Regions from separate parts of the Homo sapiens genome. Here regions 1 and 3 are each linked to region 2. The links are chromatin contacts, found by Hi-C or POLR2A ChIA-PET in ENCODE. All regions are on one chromosome and are shown on one strand. Each heading gives the region's core, a stretch centred on a gene start or an enhancer-like site at or near the end of the contact. The rest is flanking DNA. Distances are from core to core; before and after follow the strand shown.

Region 1 (4,595 bases), core at 257-2,756, 900 kb after region 2:
CCCCTCACCCTGGCACTGGAATTTTTTTCATAGCACTCCACCACTGTCCTAATTATATATTTTTTTGATTATTGTCTGTCTGCCTCTAGAACAGCTCTGTGACGGCAGAGACTTTTGTGCTTAGGACCCTGGTGCAAGTTTCCTCACTCAATCTCCTCATCTGTAAAATGGGCATCAGATGATACCTCCCCACTCTACTCTGTGTTTTCCAACTGTGGGTTACAGAATCTGAGCAGGTGATGACATCCAACCAGCAGGGGAGAAAAAAGCATCAACTAGAAAGTGATGGAGTGTGAGCACACAATAAAGATGAAGATTAGTCCTTGAGCTTCTGTCTTGGTTTTATACACAAATACATGTGCACCTTGGGTCAAGGTGTCGTATGTGTATTTATCGTGGATCTTGGTCAAATAGGTTTGAACACAGGTTCAGCAGCCTAAATCTGATGTGGCTCAAAGAGGAGAATGCAGTCAAAGGGCTTTCCCAACTGAGCGCTGCTCGTGATTTCTGGGGAAACTGCAGGACTCGCATTTGGAGTAGAGGAGCTGTACTCAGGGCACTCAGTTGGCCAGGCACAATGATGGGTAGTGGCTTGTTGAAGATCCAGATGCTTGGGCCAAAGGTGACAGATAGCGACAGACTCTGCTCTCCAGGTGGCGGATTGGAGACTGGGAGCCCAGAGGGAGTGGGCAGTGCAGAGAAACACAGGAAAGTAGCCATGAGCCTGCTCCTCAGGAAGGCTGGGCTGGAACAGCCTCTGTCTCCCAGGGAGGTCACTGGGGACCCGGCACACCACCTGGTTCCAGACTGGCACACCAGAGTCTCACAGGGAGGCTCTACAGGTCACGCTTTTACAAAACAAAGAGGAGATCCCCTGGACACCTGCTGTCCTCAAGGCCCATGTCCTAGGTGTGCTGGATGACCAGAGGGGGTCCCCTACATCTGAACAAAACCCAAGCCTGAGTGGCTTCTCGCCCCAGAACTTCTGCCCCACAAGTTCCCACCAACCCTCCAGGCTGATGGCCTTGAGACGGAAGTTCCTATCCTTTGAGAACATGCCTGGCCAGGCTCAGGAAATGAACCCCCATGGGAGGCCCCAGGGGCCGGCAGGGCCCTGCCTGTGGCCAGGGAGTGGGCAACTGCTGCCTCATCACCTCAGCCCAGGACGCTACACAGGCCCACGAACAAGCTCCCAACTGCCCTGCAGCTCCGTGGGTGAGCCTTGTGGGCGGAAACCAGCTCCTTCCTGTTTTGTCCCCTCTGCCCCAAACTTGGTGAGAAGCAAAGCTAACCAACGTTCCCAAACTGGCCATCCCACTGCCTGGCTGGAAGGTTTGCCGCCCCAGAGCAAAGATGCACGCAGGCATATGGAGGACACATCCGTGCACACACGCGAGGCCCTGCTGGCATGCTGCCCGTGCACTGGGGAAGAGACAGGCACAGCGTGTGGGGCAGTCTCAGGACTAGCTTGCCTCCACACGCACCTGCTGCAGAAGCAGAAGTGGCAGCCGCACCGACAGGACCGTGACTCATCTCATTCTGGGGGAGACGGGCTCCTGCTGTCGCAGAGAAGGCTCTCGCCCCCGCAGGCCCCCACAGCAGCCCTGCTGATGTGACGCCACTGCCTAGACTCAAGATACCACCACCGGGGGAATGCCTGGTCCCTGTTCCCAAGGATGAAGGACCAAGCAGACCCCTGGGCTGCTACCAGAAAGGCATGGCCTGGCTGGGATGGGAGGAGGGTCTGGAGGGTGCCTGAGAGCCCTTCTTCTCTCCGACGAGCACAGTTTAACCTGCAGACTTGCTTCACCTGGTCACAGGTGCTTGGCATTTTTTAATAATTCTGTCCCACTCTGTACAACCCTAATCCAGCATGGCCTGCCCAGTATCACACCATAAGCTGCTCCCAGCCACAGTCCTGTCCAGCCAAAACGGCCCCAACAATCCTGCTCCACCCACAGAAGCACCAAGGCCAGAAGCCATCTGCAATGTCAGCAGCAACGGTTCCATTTGCCAACTGCTCCCTAATACAGGGGCCTCTGTGCCTCTTCTCAGGCTGGCAAGTTCCATCCCACCTTGAAAATGCCATTCATCCTTTCCAGGCTCTTCCAAAGGCCACCTCCTCCGGGAAGCCCTTGCAGAAGGTACTGAACTCCACTGGCTCTTCGCATTCCTGGCAAGAGTGAGAACCCTCTGCCTTCTCCCTTCTGCCTCAGGAGCTGTCACTGATTTCTTGGGCTCCCTGAGCCAAGCATGATGTCTTCACACACCAATAGGGCTCAGGAAACCTTTGCTAAACAAAAAAATGTGCCAGGGAGAAACCACCTCTCTGCACTCACCCTTGGAGTGATGCTGAAAATGAATATGTCCATTTCGTTAAGCCTGATGACCGACCACCTACACAGTGTGTCTGTGGCCACATGGCCACTGGGGCCCAGAAAGTGAGAGAAGGACACAGAGGGAAGCGATGAAACCACTGCTCACTCTCTGTATGCCTCAGCAACCTCATCTATGAAATGGGGCTGATTCAGCCCCTCCCTTCGAAGGCTGCCGTGAGGGTTAAGTGTAAGTGCCTAACATGTATGAGGCCCAGAGTCCCGCACACCTTGGACACCCTGAAACTGCTGGCTGCCGCTGTTACTGTTGTTCTGATTTACTGAGTGACTTCTAGATGCAAGGAATTTTGTGAAGTGGCCTTCACCTAAGAACTCATTCAGTGCCCCATTAAGTGGGCCCAACAGATGCCCATCTTAGAAGCTGGGGCTCACAGAGGTAGCAGAGCCAATCAAGGGCAAGGCTGCCGGGTCACCAGACCGTATCAGGCTCACCACTGTCTTAGGAACTTAGGATCCAGCAAGGCAACGCTCCCCTCTCCAGAGATGGCCACGAGGCAAGGGAGCACACTGCAGAGGCCACCTAGAAGCCACAAGAATTCCAAGAAGGGCTGCATCTTCCTGGGGGTTCTTGGGGAAGTCGCCTAGCACGAAGGGACAGGGGAAATGTAAAGATGGGCCTCAAAGCCCAGCTGCAGAGAAAACCCAAATAGTCTTCCAGGAAAGAATTTCTTTATACACTAAATCGTCTGCTTTAGCTTGTACTGGCCGTGTTGGCAAAGATTCAGGGACCCCTTTTTGAGGTTAATATTCAGCCGACAGAGGGAGGCCCAGCAGGAGAGAGGTTCCCTATGTGGGCTCTGGAGTTACAGTCTTCCGGGTCAAACCCTGGCTCTGCCACTGAAGCTTTCTGTGGCCTTGGACATGTTACTTTCAGTCAGCCTCAACTTTCTCATCTGTAAAGTGGGACTAACACTTTCCTAAGAAACATGAGAAAAAAGTAAAGTTTAGCACAGAACCTGGTAGAAAGACCCTGCTCAACTGTACTTACACCTTTCTCTCCAGTCCTCCAACCAGCCATACACAGCTACCCCTGTTTACTTCAGGATACAATGAAAGTGGCCTAGGAATTTTTCAAATATGCTACCAATGGGAGGAGCCGTTTTCATTCCTACCTGTCAACTAGAAAAAATGTGCTTCTCAAGCCTCTGAGACTTTCTTCATTTTTCTTCTGCCTTCCCTTCACCAGCCAGCAAACTTCTATCCATACTTCAAAGCCCAGCCTGCATACTCCCTTTAAGGACCCTCCTAAGCAGAACCAAGGACACTTTCCTCTGTTCCCTCAGCACTTTTTTCACGTATTTTATAGAGAGCTCTCTGCACTGCAGTCACAGTAGACAGTTTACATGTCTGTGCCAGCTCCACGGGCAATGATCGAGGTTTTGCTGAATGTGAGAAAATGAGCAAGGCCTGGGATAAGGCAGTGATGATTCCTGGCTCCTGTGCACCCGCTATGGCAGCATCTACACACACATTCATGAAAGGAACGCGGGGGGAGGGCTGAGTTATTTCTTCCCTTGCACTTGTAATAGCTGCTTTATTTGGGAGAAATAACCAATTTCCATTAAGGGTATTGTCAGACTCTAATTAATTTCCCTGATCCAGCCATACTGGTCCCGTCTCCGTGCAAGGCTGTAGTGTTACTGCTAATGAAATGCCAAGCCAGTGAGGAGCTGAAGCTCCCACCCTGTTTAATTTAGGGGAACCATTAACAGTGTTCTCCATCATCACAATTACTGGGGCCTACTTCCTTCCCTCCCTGCGGTGAAACTTAGGAACTTGTGCAGCTAACTGCATATTAGAGGGTGTTAAAACTTTTTCAGTAGGAAGGAGGAAAGGAAAAAATCCTTTGCATCTTGGCCATCTGGAACTGATGGTGCAGGGATTTATGGGTCTTTCAATTCTCCCCTTTCCTTCTTTTTTTGTTTTTAAAATGTTCTTGGGGCAACAAAGCCCTAACATAAACTGAGCTTTGGTGAAGCTATGCAAAACCGAGCTAAAAATGGCAGCTGTGGAGATGGTGTGATGTGGCTGGTTTTGATTGCCCCCTTCTTTCTTGTTTGGCCATGAATAAGCACTTAAGAATTTGATGGCACCTGGCTGAGGATCAGGGGAATAATGACTGGTCCATGGGCTCCCAGTGTGCCAGGCTTGGCGACAAGCACACCACTCCTGCCACTGTTGTCACTCCCCTTCTACAGA
Region 2 (4,339 bases), core at 1,812-4,311:
TGACCTCAGGTGATCCGCCTGCCTCAGCCTCCCAGAGTGCTTGGATTATAGGCATGAGTCTCTGTGCCTGGCCAATTTTTGTATTTTTAGTAGAGACAGGGTCTCACTATGTTGCCCAGGCTGGTCTCAAACTCCTGGCCTCATGCAGTCCGCCCACCTTGGCCTTCCAAAGTGCTGGGGTTACAGGCGTGAGCCACCGTGCCTGGCCAATAGTTTTCTTTAAAAATTTTTTGGCCAGGCGTGGTGGCTCACGCCTGTAACCCCAGCACTTTGGGAGGCCAAGGCAGGCGGATCACGAGGTCAGGAGATCGAGACCATCTTGGCTGACATGGTGAAACCCTGTCTCTACTAAAAATACAAAAAACTAGCTGGGCGCGGTGGCGGGCGCCTGTGATCCCAGCTACTCAGGAGGCTGAGGCGGGAGAACGGCATGAACTCAGGAGGTGGAGCTTGCAGTGAGCCAAGATAGGGCTACTGCAGTCCGGCCTGGGCAAAAGAGCGAGACTCCGTCTCAAAAAAAAAAAAAAAAAAATTTATTGTAAATTAACATTTATAATTATGTAAATTTATGGAGTACAAAGTGATGTTATAATCTATGAATACAATGTGAAATAAAGCAAACTAGTTAATATATCCATCACCTCAAATAGTTTTCAATAATTAGTTTTCAATTACTGCTGTAACAAATTACCACAAACTTGTGGCTTAAAACCATGCAACTCTTTTTGTGGTAAAAATATACACAACGTAAAATTTACCATTTTACCCACTGTTAGGTGTGCAGTTCAGTGGTGTTAAATACATTCACTTCGTTGTGCAACAGTCATTACGATGCATCTCCAGAAGGTTCTCATCTTCCCAAACTGACTCTGTACTCAGGAAATGTAAACTCCCCATTCCCTCTTACCTGAGCCCTGGCCAACAGCAGTCTACTTTCTGTCCTTAGGAATTTGACTCCTTTGGAGACTTCATATAGGTGGAATCAGAAGTATTTGTTCTTTTGTGCCTGGCTTGTTTCATTTAGCATAATGTGTTGAAGATTTATCCACATTGTAGCATATGTCAGTTTTCTTCTGTTTTGAGGCTGAATGATATTCTCTTTTTATGTGGAGATCTTGTTTTGTTTATCCATTCATCCATCAATGGGCACTTGAGTTGTTTCCACCTTTTGACTACTGTGAATGAGGCTGCTATGAACATGGGTATACAAATGTCTGTTGGAGTCCCTGCTTTCATTTCCTTTAGGTATATAGGTTGAGTATCCCAAATCTGAAATGTTCCAAAGTCCGAAACTTTGTGAGCTCCAACATGACGCTCAAAGGAAGTGCTCATTGAAGCATTTTGGATTTTGGATTTTTGGATTTTGGATACACAATGGTAAGTATGATGCCAGTATTCCAAAATCTGAAGTCATCTGGTCTGAAGACCACAATGTCTGAAACATTGCTGATCCCACACATTTTGAATGAGAGGTACTCGGCCTGTATGCCCAGGAGTGAGATTGCTGGATCGTATGGTAGTTCTATGTTTAATTTTTTGAGGAATCTCCATACTGTTTTCCATAGTGGCTGCACTATTTTACCACATGGTTTTTTTATCTTTACAGTTTTATCTCAGGGTCTTTTGGATCTCATGGTGCTAAAATGAAGGTGTTGGCAGGGTTGTGTCTTTGTCTGGTGGCCCTAGAGGTGAATGCTTCCTTGCCCTTTCCAGCTTTAGAGGCCATTTGAGTTCCGTGGCACTTGGCCCTTTTCCTCCATGGGTGGAATCCCTCTCATGCTTGGACTCTGTCCTTCTTATTCTTCCTTTTCATCCTTAACCCAGCAACAAAGGCTCTCTGCTTTGAAGGACGCTTCTCACTGGATTGGGCCCACCCGGATAATCTAGGCTAGTCTCCCCATTTCATGGCGGGTAACCCTAATCACCTCAGGACAGTCCCTTTTGCCACCTAAAGTAACGCATTCACAGGTACCGGGGATGTCTTTGAGGGACCTAATCAGAGAAGCTGATGGTAGCTGAGTTTCAGGCTCTGAAAAGCCCTCCCTCTACCCCTCCCCTTACCAGCATTTTCCTGAGGCCCCGGGACCCTAAGGGTTGGCTGGACACTCCCCTCACTGTGTGGGCTGGGCTGGTCCCCTGGCGGGAGCCTGACACCTGAGTTTAGTGTGTGCCCAGGATCTGTGACCCTTTTCTCCCTCTCGAAATGTCAGAGCCTGGCTTCTTTGGCCACTAGGCGTGTTGGTCACAGAGTGAAGATAACTGTGTCCTGCTTTACAAAGCGCGTTCCTGTTCTTTTTACTTTTAGTCCTCATAGTAATCCAAGGTAGGTGGGGTACATCAGGTCTTTGCAGATAGAATGGAGGTTCGGAGAGGTTAAGTTGCCCAGGGGGGTCACACAGCAAGCAGTTGCGTTAGGAACCAGACCTTGGCTCCAGGCTAATGCCTCCTAGGGACTAAGTTAAAATTAACTGAGCACCTGCTGTGTGCTAATACCTGTTGTAGTGCTATATATATATATATATATATATATATATATGTGAGAATACTACATTCTCACAGCTGTGTAATGAGATGGATGCATTTTTCCTCTTTTCACAGGTGAGGAGAAAGGCTCAGAGTGGTCAATCTATATATCCAGGGTCACACAGCTAACAAGAGGTAGAGCTAGAATGGAATCATTGTCACTGGACTCCAAACCCTGTGTACCATCCCAGTGGCCTAGCAGCAGTGTTAGAAGATGATATCAGAGCTGTGTGGGCTGCGGTAAAACTCATGCAGCAGAATTGAGAAGTCCCTTGTGACTGTCCTGTGATGTTTGGGGCCCTTGACGGGGGAGTGTGGGCCGTGAAAAGATGGGGGAGCTGGTTTAGAGTGTGTGAGAGAGAGTAATTGGGGGTGGTAGAAGCCTGCCAAGAATCTAGGGGTAGACATTGTGAAAGCCAATGTCAGTGAGGCTCAGGCCCAGTGTCTTGGAGCTGCAGAGCTTCCCTTTACCTCCCACTGCAAAATGAGGGAAGGGTTTAGAGAAGTTTCTGCTTCCTTCCGGCAGAGCTGCTGCAAGGGTTGTCTTGTAGATAGTAACTACCACAGGACTTGGGGTGTGGCACATCCCTGTGGGCCCAGGAGATCTGGGAGAAGCTGGGTTGGACTTTGCAGTAACTGGAGTGACCTGACAGCTAAGAGGGGTGGGATTGACAGGGAAGCCTCAGCCACCCTGGGACTTGTGCCCAATTGACATCAGCTCACTACCATTGTTTTGCTGGTCCCTCCTAGGCGGGCCCTGGCAGAAGCTCCCTCTGCTCAGGTGGTGTAACTGGCGGTGGCTTCCCCTTGCGGAAGTGGGTAAACAAAGACAGAGACCTGTGTCTCCTCCCCGCCCCTGCCACCTGCACTTATAAACACAACCCACTGTTTCCCTTTTTGGGAGTGTGTGAGAGAGAGAGAGAGTGTGTGTGTGTGTGTGTGTGTGTGCACGCGCGCACATGCGCGTGCATCCTTAGGTTCCGTCTAAATCCGTTCAAGCTGCTGTAATAAAATATCATAGACCGGGTGGCTTATAAACAACAGAAGTACATTGCTCACAGTTCTGGAGGCTGGAAGTTGAAGATGAAGGTGCCAGCAGACTCAGTGTCTGGTGAGGGCCCACTTTCTGGTTCACAAATAGGATAGCACCTTCTCCCTGTGTCCCCACATGGTGGAAAGGGTTGGGCCCTCTGGGATCTCTTTTATAAGGCCATGAATCCCATTCATGAGGACTCCAACCTCATAACCTTCCAGAGGCCCCGCCTCCAAATGTCATCACACTGGGAGTTGGGATTTCAATAAATGAATTTTGGGGAGACAGAAGTATTCAAACTATAGCAGGTCCTGGCCACACTTTGGAGTCAGGACTTGGGTGGGGGGCTTTTTCTGTCACTGCCACTGTGTCTGTTGCAAGAACCTCAGCGTCCTCCAGGACCTGAGTGCCCATCACGTGCTGGCCTGCGAGGCAGCCAGATATTAGCACTGTGTCTCTGTCACTTTCTTCCTCTGCTGCCCACTTTCCACTCCTCAGAAATTCTGAATTGGACTCAGCATTTGACTGAGCATTGGCTCTTATGTGAGCCTGTTTGGTGTGGGCAGGCCTCAGAGGTGACTCTGCCCACAAAGAGGAGTGGCCTGGCTTCCAGGGAAGCCTGCCATGGAGGAGCGTGACGGAGAGATCTGCGTGTGACGCTGTGTGCTCTCGGTCTGCGTTGTATGGAAAGTGAGTTCCTCCTCACTTGCCCCCATCCCCCTTCTCAGCACCTGGTCTGGAGAGGCAGGCAGGAGGAGAGAAGATGGCCCCATCCATGCCACA
Region 3 (4,899 bases), core at 1,443-3,942, 940 kb after region 2:
AGGAAACTGAGGCTTAGACAGGGTGAGAGGTCCCGGTGTGTGGAGAAGACAGGAGAGGAGGGGGACAGACGTAGGGAGCAAGCTTGGGAGGGCACCTTTGTGGGGTGAGGGCCTCTCGCTCCTAACAGTGGGGAGCCACAGGAGGGCCATCCCATCCCCACCTGGAAACCCCCAATTCAGTGCAGTGCCCAGTCTTCACCTCCTCGATCTCTACAATGGCCACAAGTCCCCAGCAAGCCCCTCCCCTTTTGGCCCCCCAGCTTCCTGTGCCTTCTCCCTGCGCGTGGTCTGTTCCCCAGGATGGTCTTCCGGCCTTGCGCCTGAAGGCTGTTCTGTCTCCCAGTACCCATCCCGACACCAAGGACACCGTGGGTGCCAGGACCTAGGGTTTGACAAGAAGCCGTGTGTTGGCTCCTGGGACCCTTCCCCAGCTCCCAGAATTTCCTCTCAGCGAGGGGTTCTCCAGGCACCCTTTGGGCACCTGAAAGCCAAGGCTGGACTCACAGTCCTTATTCTGCAAGCCCACTCTCACTAGGATGGCTGGACCCCAAGGGCCACCTCAACATGGCTCGACTCACAGACCCTCTGCCCAGAAATGCAGGGGCTCACAGACCCTGACAAACTATGGGTAGACCTCAAGGAAGAAGTCCTTGTGCAAATCACTGGCGGGCTTCAGAAGTCCAGGGTGCAGACTCTCACCTCTCATTCCCCAAGAGGGAAATGAAAGTGGGCACGTGGGTGCCGGCCACGCTTACTTCCTCCAGAGCTGACACATGCTAGGACCTCCCTGATGGCTGCCGGAGGGACAGCCAGGCAGCTTCTCTCTGGGACAGACAAGTGGCAAGCACACTTGTGCCCCTCTGTCCCCTGACCTTCTCAGGCTCTCCTGTTACAGTGGCCATGCTGGAAGGAGGGATAAGCCCCCAGATGGCACCACCCTCCACAGGGCACAGCAAGGTCTCCAGCTGCAACACAGGGCAAGGACAGGCAGGAGTACTGTACAGATGAGAAAACTGAGGCTCAGACAGAAGGGGGCTGGTGGTGGAGCTGGGTGGAGAGAACCCAGTCTCGGGCTCAGGAACTTGAGGGGAACCTAATGCCCAGCCAGTTTTGGAACTAAGCCCATGCTGCGAGGGGATGAATCCACCTGACAGTGATGAAAGCTGCCAGCTACTGAGACGTTACTATGGGCCAGATACCAACCTAAGCGCCTTTTAGCCCCATCTCATTTACTCCCCACTGCAACCCTGCCAGGCAGGGACAAGTAGCTCTACTGCACTGATCAGGAAACAGAGGCTCAGAGAACCTTGGTGACTTACTCAAAGTCACCTGGTAAATGACAGATGTGGGTTTCATAATTACTGTCTGACACTGGCTTGGGAAGGACACCGGGTGGCCCCATTTTAAGAGCCCCGGGTAGTTGGGCAGGGAGGTCCCTCGTGCATTGGGGGGAAAGGGAGAGGAGCAGTCACCAGAGCTGCCAACAGGGTAGGCCCGCGGGCCACAGAGTGACCACTTCAGGCACAGCACTGCCAACAGATCTTTCTACCATGATGGGAACATTCCACCACTGCACTGTCCAATCTGGTAGCCACTAGCCCGTGAAATGTGACTACTGTGACTGAGGAACTGAAAACTTCATTTAATTTTACTAATGTACATTTAAATACATGTGTGGCTGCTATACTGGACAGCACAGTAAATCCCACGCTGCTCCTTACAAGCAGGGACCTCAAGAAAGGCAGGCACCCCTCACATCACACAGACAAGCTGGGGAGCCAGAGCTGGGCCAAGACCTCGAGCCTTTCAATTCCTGCCTGGGTGACCAGGGCCGCCATGTCCTCATGCTCCGGGCTGGCCATCTGACAGACATTTACGCAGCACCCAGCGTGGATGCAAGTCACGAACCGCCTGTCCTTCAAGTCAGTGTAGTGGGCTGACACCCAGGTGGGCAAGGGATGACAGGAAGCTACTGATGTACAGCGCTGGATCCTGGATGTGCACAGGAGCTAAGGACCGCAAGGAGACAGTGGCCCCGGACGCTGGGTGTGGGGATCCAGGGAAAGCTTCCTGGGCCATGCCATGGCATTAGAGCTGGGCCTGGAAGCAGCAGAAGTGAGAGGCAGGAAAAAGGGCTCCTTGGGCTTCCTTTTTCCTTCCTCTCTGAAACATGCCCCCCATTTTTTCACAGTCCTGGCCTCCCACACACAGGGGTTGAACCAGACCTTGCTAAATCTTCTGCGCACAGTGAAGCTGCCCATCAGATCATAAGCTCTTGGGAGGCAGACAGGGAGCTGGTAAATCACTAGTGCCTCAGGCTCTGACCCAGGGAGCAGGGATTCAACACTGGAGCCCTGGGAGGGTGGGAGACCAACTCTGCAAGCCCAGAGACTACCCGCTGGCACCCATCCACTCCAGTCCCAGCCCCAGGGAAATGCACACATTGATTTAAAGCCTCCTGGGCCTGGCTAGAATCCCCCGAGGGACTAGGGAGAGACTCCACAAACAGGACTGCCTCTCTTTTCCAGGAGAGCAGAGGACTGTTGTGGGGAGGTCTGGACAAGCTCCATCCAGTTCCCGGAGCTCCTCAGAAGGCAGAGCTGGCTGCCCTCGCCCCCCACCATGGGCAACCACAAAACAGGAACCCTGAAACAAGACGAGGCTTTCCATTGCGTCAGCAGGGGCAGGGACATTCCCACAGCAGGACGCCGACCTCGCACTACTCCCAACTTCTATGCCCGATTCCTGCCTGCTACTCAGCAGCAGCCCTGCTCCTAGAAGCAGGAGGAGTCCCAGTGCCTCTGAGGCTCCAAAGCCTTTGATGGCTCCCCACTGCCCTGAAGGTGTTGCAGCAGCCTCACTCAACCTCTCCTCGAGCTCCTGCTAACCTCCCCCCTGCCATCTGGAGGGACATCCTCCTTTCTCATCAAGCGCCATACCTCTCCTGGTTTCCAAGCCTTCGCAGCTACTAGTCCTCCCACCCAACAGTCCTTTCTCATCCTGCCCATTTCCAAAATCAAGTTTCACCTGGGAAGTGTTTCAGGCCGCTCCAGCCTGAAAGTCACCATTTTCCCCTCTTCCTTCTATAGCTCTTGGGGTGTAGAGCATAGGCCTCTGTTCATCTAATTCTCTCTTGCCGTGCTGCACCCTAATATTTCCCACTGCACACCCAGATGCGGGTGGTGGCACCCAAAGACATGGCCCAAGCTTCTTTCTCACTTTCCTCTCTCCCCACCTCTCTGGCACAGGGCTGGTATTGAGGCCCTGGAGTGGAGTCTACCTTTTAGAGATGAGATAAAGATGAGGCAGAGATGAGACACTCAGGCCCCCAGAGGGGAAGTGACTTGCCAAAGGTCACACACTAATTTGGCACCAGACTACAGATACAATCACTTCAGGGCTAGTGTTGGGAGCCATGATTCTACCAATAGCATCAGAATTATCTGGGGAGCTTTACAAGCCAAATCACAGGGGCCGGGCCTCCCCTCAGACCCAACAACTCTCCAGGGTGGTTTGGGAGCCTCAGTCTCAGAAAATGTGAGTGTCCTGGCTAAATCCCCTGTTCTCCATTCACCCAGTACACACAAAGCAGCACCACTGCCCCAGGCCAGGCACTTCTAAGGCCTGGCCTCACCCTACGGGGGGTGGGAGCAGTTGGGGAACCCAGCAGGGTCTCTGCGGCTTAGAGAAGCCCCAGGGTGGCTCTAAGGAGAAGTCAGGGCCATGGCTGGGGCTACTGAGAGGGAGGAAAAGGGTCATACTTCCTGAGCCTGGCCAGGCAGGGGGACAGCAGACTGCCTGCTTGGCCCACCCAGGGGTCCTCACGCCCAGTACTCTGGGTGATGGGGGTAGCTCCCAGCTCTGTGCATCAGTTTGGAAAGGCACACAGCCCATCAGATCCTGGGGAACAAGGACACTGTGAGCTTCCCCGAGGGACTCACTATGGGTCCTGGAAGGGCTCCCCGGAAAGGCCTCATCAGTGCCCCGCCCCTGACCATTTTCTCCCTCTAGAGGACTGGAAACCTGAGAGTGTCGCCAAAGGTCCTCGCATCCCTCAAGCTGCCCTGATGGGCCTTGAAGAACCCTCTTTCTGGTGTGCGGGGGTCCCTGCAGAAAGCCACCGCATTTTCAGACCTCCCACTTCAGTCAGGTCAGGGCCATGGGAGCTGGAGGCGGCAGCAAGGCCTGCTGCTGGGGGAGTGGGCACCTCAGGACACAGGGACAAGGCCACAGGAAGCTAACCCTCACCTCAGGGCTGGAGCAGGAAACCAGGCAGCAGGCACAATGAAATCATAAACCACACGTTCCCACTGGGAGACTGGGATTTGCAGTGGGCTGGGAGAGGGCATTGGCTCCATCCATGGCCTCTCCTGCCATGTGACCTTGGGGCAGGAAGTCCCTTCGGCCCTCCGGCCAGTGGGCTGGCCTTCCTTCCCTGCCTGTGGTGTCTGGCCAGGGAGCTCCCTGGGAAGCTGGAAGTGCTTCGAGGGTGGAGGCCTTGTTTTTCCCTTTGCAGGCTCCCTCGTGAGGCAGCTGCTGCTCTGCCAGGCCCTGGGAGAGTTTCCTCCTGCAGCCGAGGCTTGGGGAAGGAGGGCGAGGGAGGCCCAGCAGATGCTCTGTGACACGGTGTGGCGGGGCAAGAGCAAGGGTGAGGTGCACTCTGTACCAGTCAAAGGTCCCGAAATCCTTCTCCCTGCTGGGTTCGGGCCTGTACCCCTCTCTCTGAGGTGGTGCTAAGGATCCCAGCCACAGGCCCCACTGAGGAGTTCCTTCCCCATGGAGGAGCCAGCCTCTCCCGAGGGACCCATGCCGCATCGCTCAAGGTAAACACCTCCCTTGCCCAGAGAGCCTCGCGCCCGCTCCTTCCAGCTCTGCCAGCACAGAACTCTCTGTTCCTGA

What was found. Hi-C counts contacts between places; a loop is a spot of excess contacts on that map. ChIA-PET counts read pairs that join two places held with the same protein, here RNA polymerase II (POLR2A). Pooled maps may share reads with other maps.
Region 1: a pooled map shows a loop between it and region 2 (5-fold over the local background). The contact joins two enhancer-like sites. A Hi-C loop is called at or near these places in 3 of 37 single-sample maps with no recorded cell type and 3 of 50 pooled maps. POLR2A ChIA-PET finds 5 or more read pairs at or near these places in 1 of 52 experiments (OCI-LY7).
Region 3: a loop to region 2 is called in a map with no recorded cell type, with 5 times the contacts of the local background. The contact joins two enhancer-like sites. A Hi-C loop is called at or near these places in 6 of 37 single-sample maps with no recorded cell type and 7 of 50 pooled maps. POLR2A ChIA-PET finds 5 or more read pairs at or near these places in 1 of 52 experiments (activated naive CD4-positive, alpha-beta T cell).

What each region holds. Positions count from the first base shown.
Region 1 is chr10:79,283,367-79,287,961 of GRCh38, reverse strand. All of the region lies in intron 8 of ZMIZ1 (zinc finger MIZ-type containing 1), which reads right to left. Among named protein-coding and RNA genes, the nearest start is that of PPIF, 62 kb to the left of the region's middle. RefSeq lists enhancers at 690-1,340, 1,175-1,794, 1,341-1,991, 2,205-2,394, 2,845-2,964 and cis regulatory regions at 1,119-1,619, 1,128-1,628, 1,144-1,644, 1,242-1,742, 2,230-2,730. Within about 2 kb of position 1,506, at least 23 of the 41 ENCODE cell types and tissues checked have a DNase peak (open chromatin) inside an H3K27ac peak, as active enhancers do; they include OCI-LY7, where a contact is called at or near this core.
Region 2 is chr10:80,186,678-80,191,016 of GRCh38, reverse strand. All of the region lies in intron 1 of ANXA11 (annexin A11), which reads left to right. Among named protein-coding and RNA genes, the nearest start is that of ANXA11, 17 kb to the left of the region's middle. RefSeq lists an enhancer at 2,633-2,732. Within about 2 kb of position 3,061, at least 26 of the 41 ENCODE cell types and tissues checked have a DNase peak (open chromatin) inside an H3K27ac peak, as active enhancers do; they include OCI-LY7, where a contact is called at or near this core.
Region 3 is chr10:79,246,369-79,251,267 of GRCh38, reverse strand. All of the region lies in intron 7 of ZMIZ1 (zinc finger MIZ-type containing 1), which reads right to left. Among named protein-coding and RNA genes, the nearest start is that of PPIF, 99 kb to the left of the region's middle. RefSeq lists enhancers at 597-676, 2,087-2,136, 1,386-2,299, 2,300-3,214, 4,712-4,791 and 2 more, a cis regulatory region at 2,421-2,921 and a silencer at 3,907-3,976. Within about 2 kb of position 2,692, at least 28 of the 41 ENCODE cell types and tissues checked have a DNase peak (open chromatin) inside an H3K27ac peak, as active enhancers do.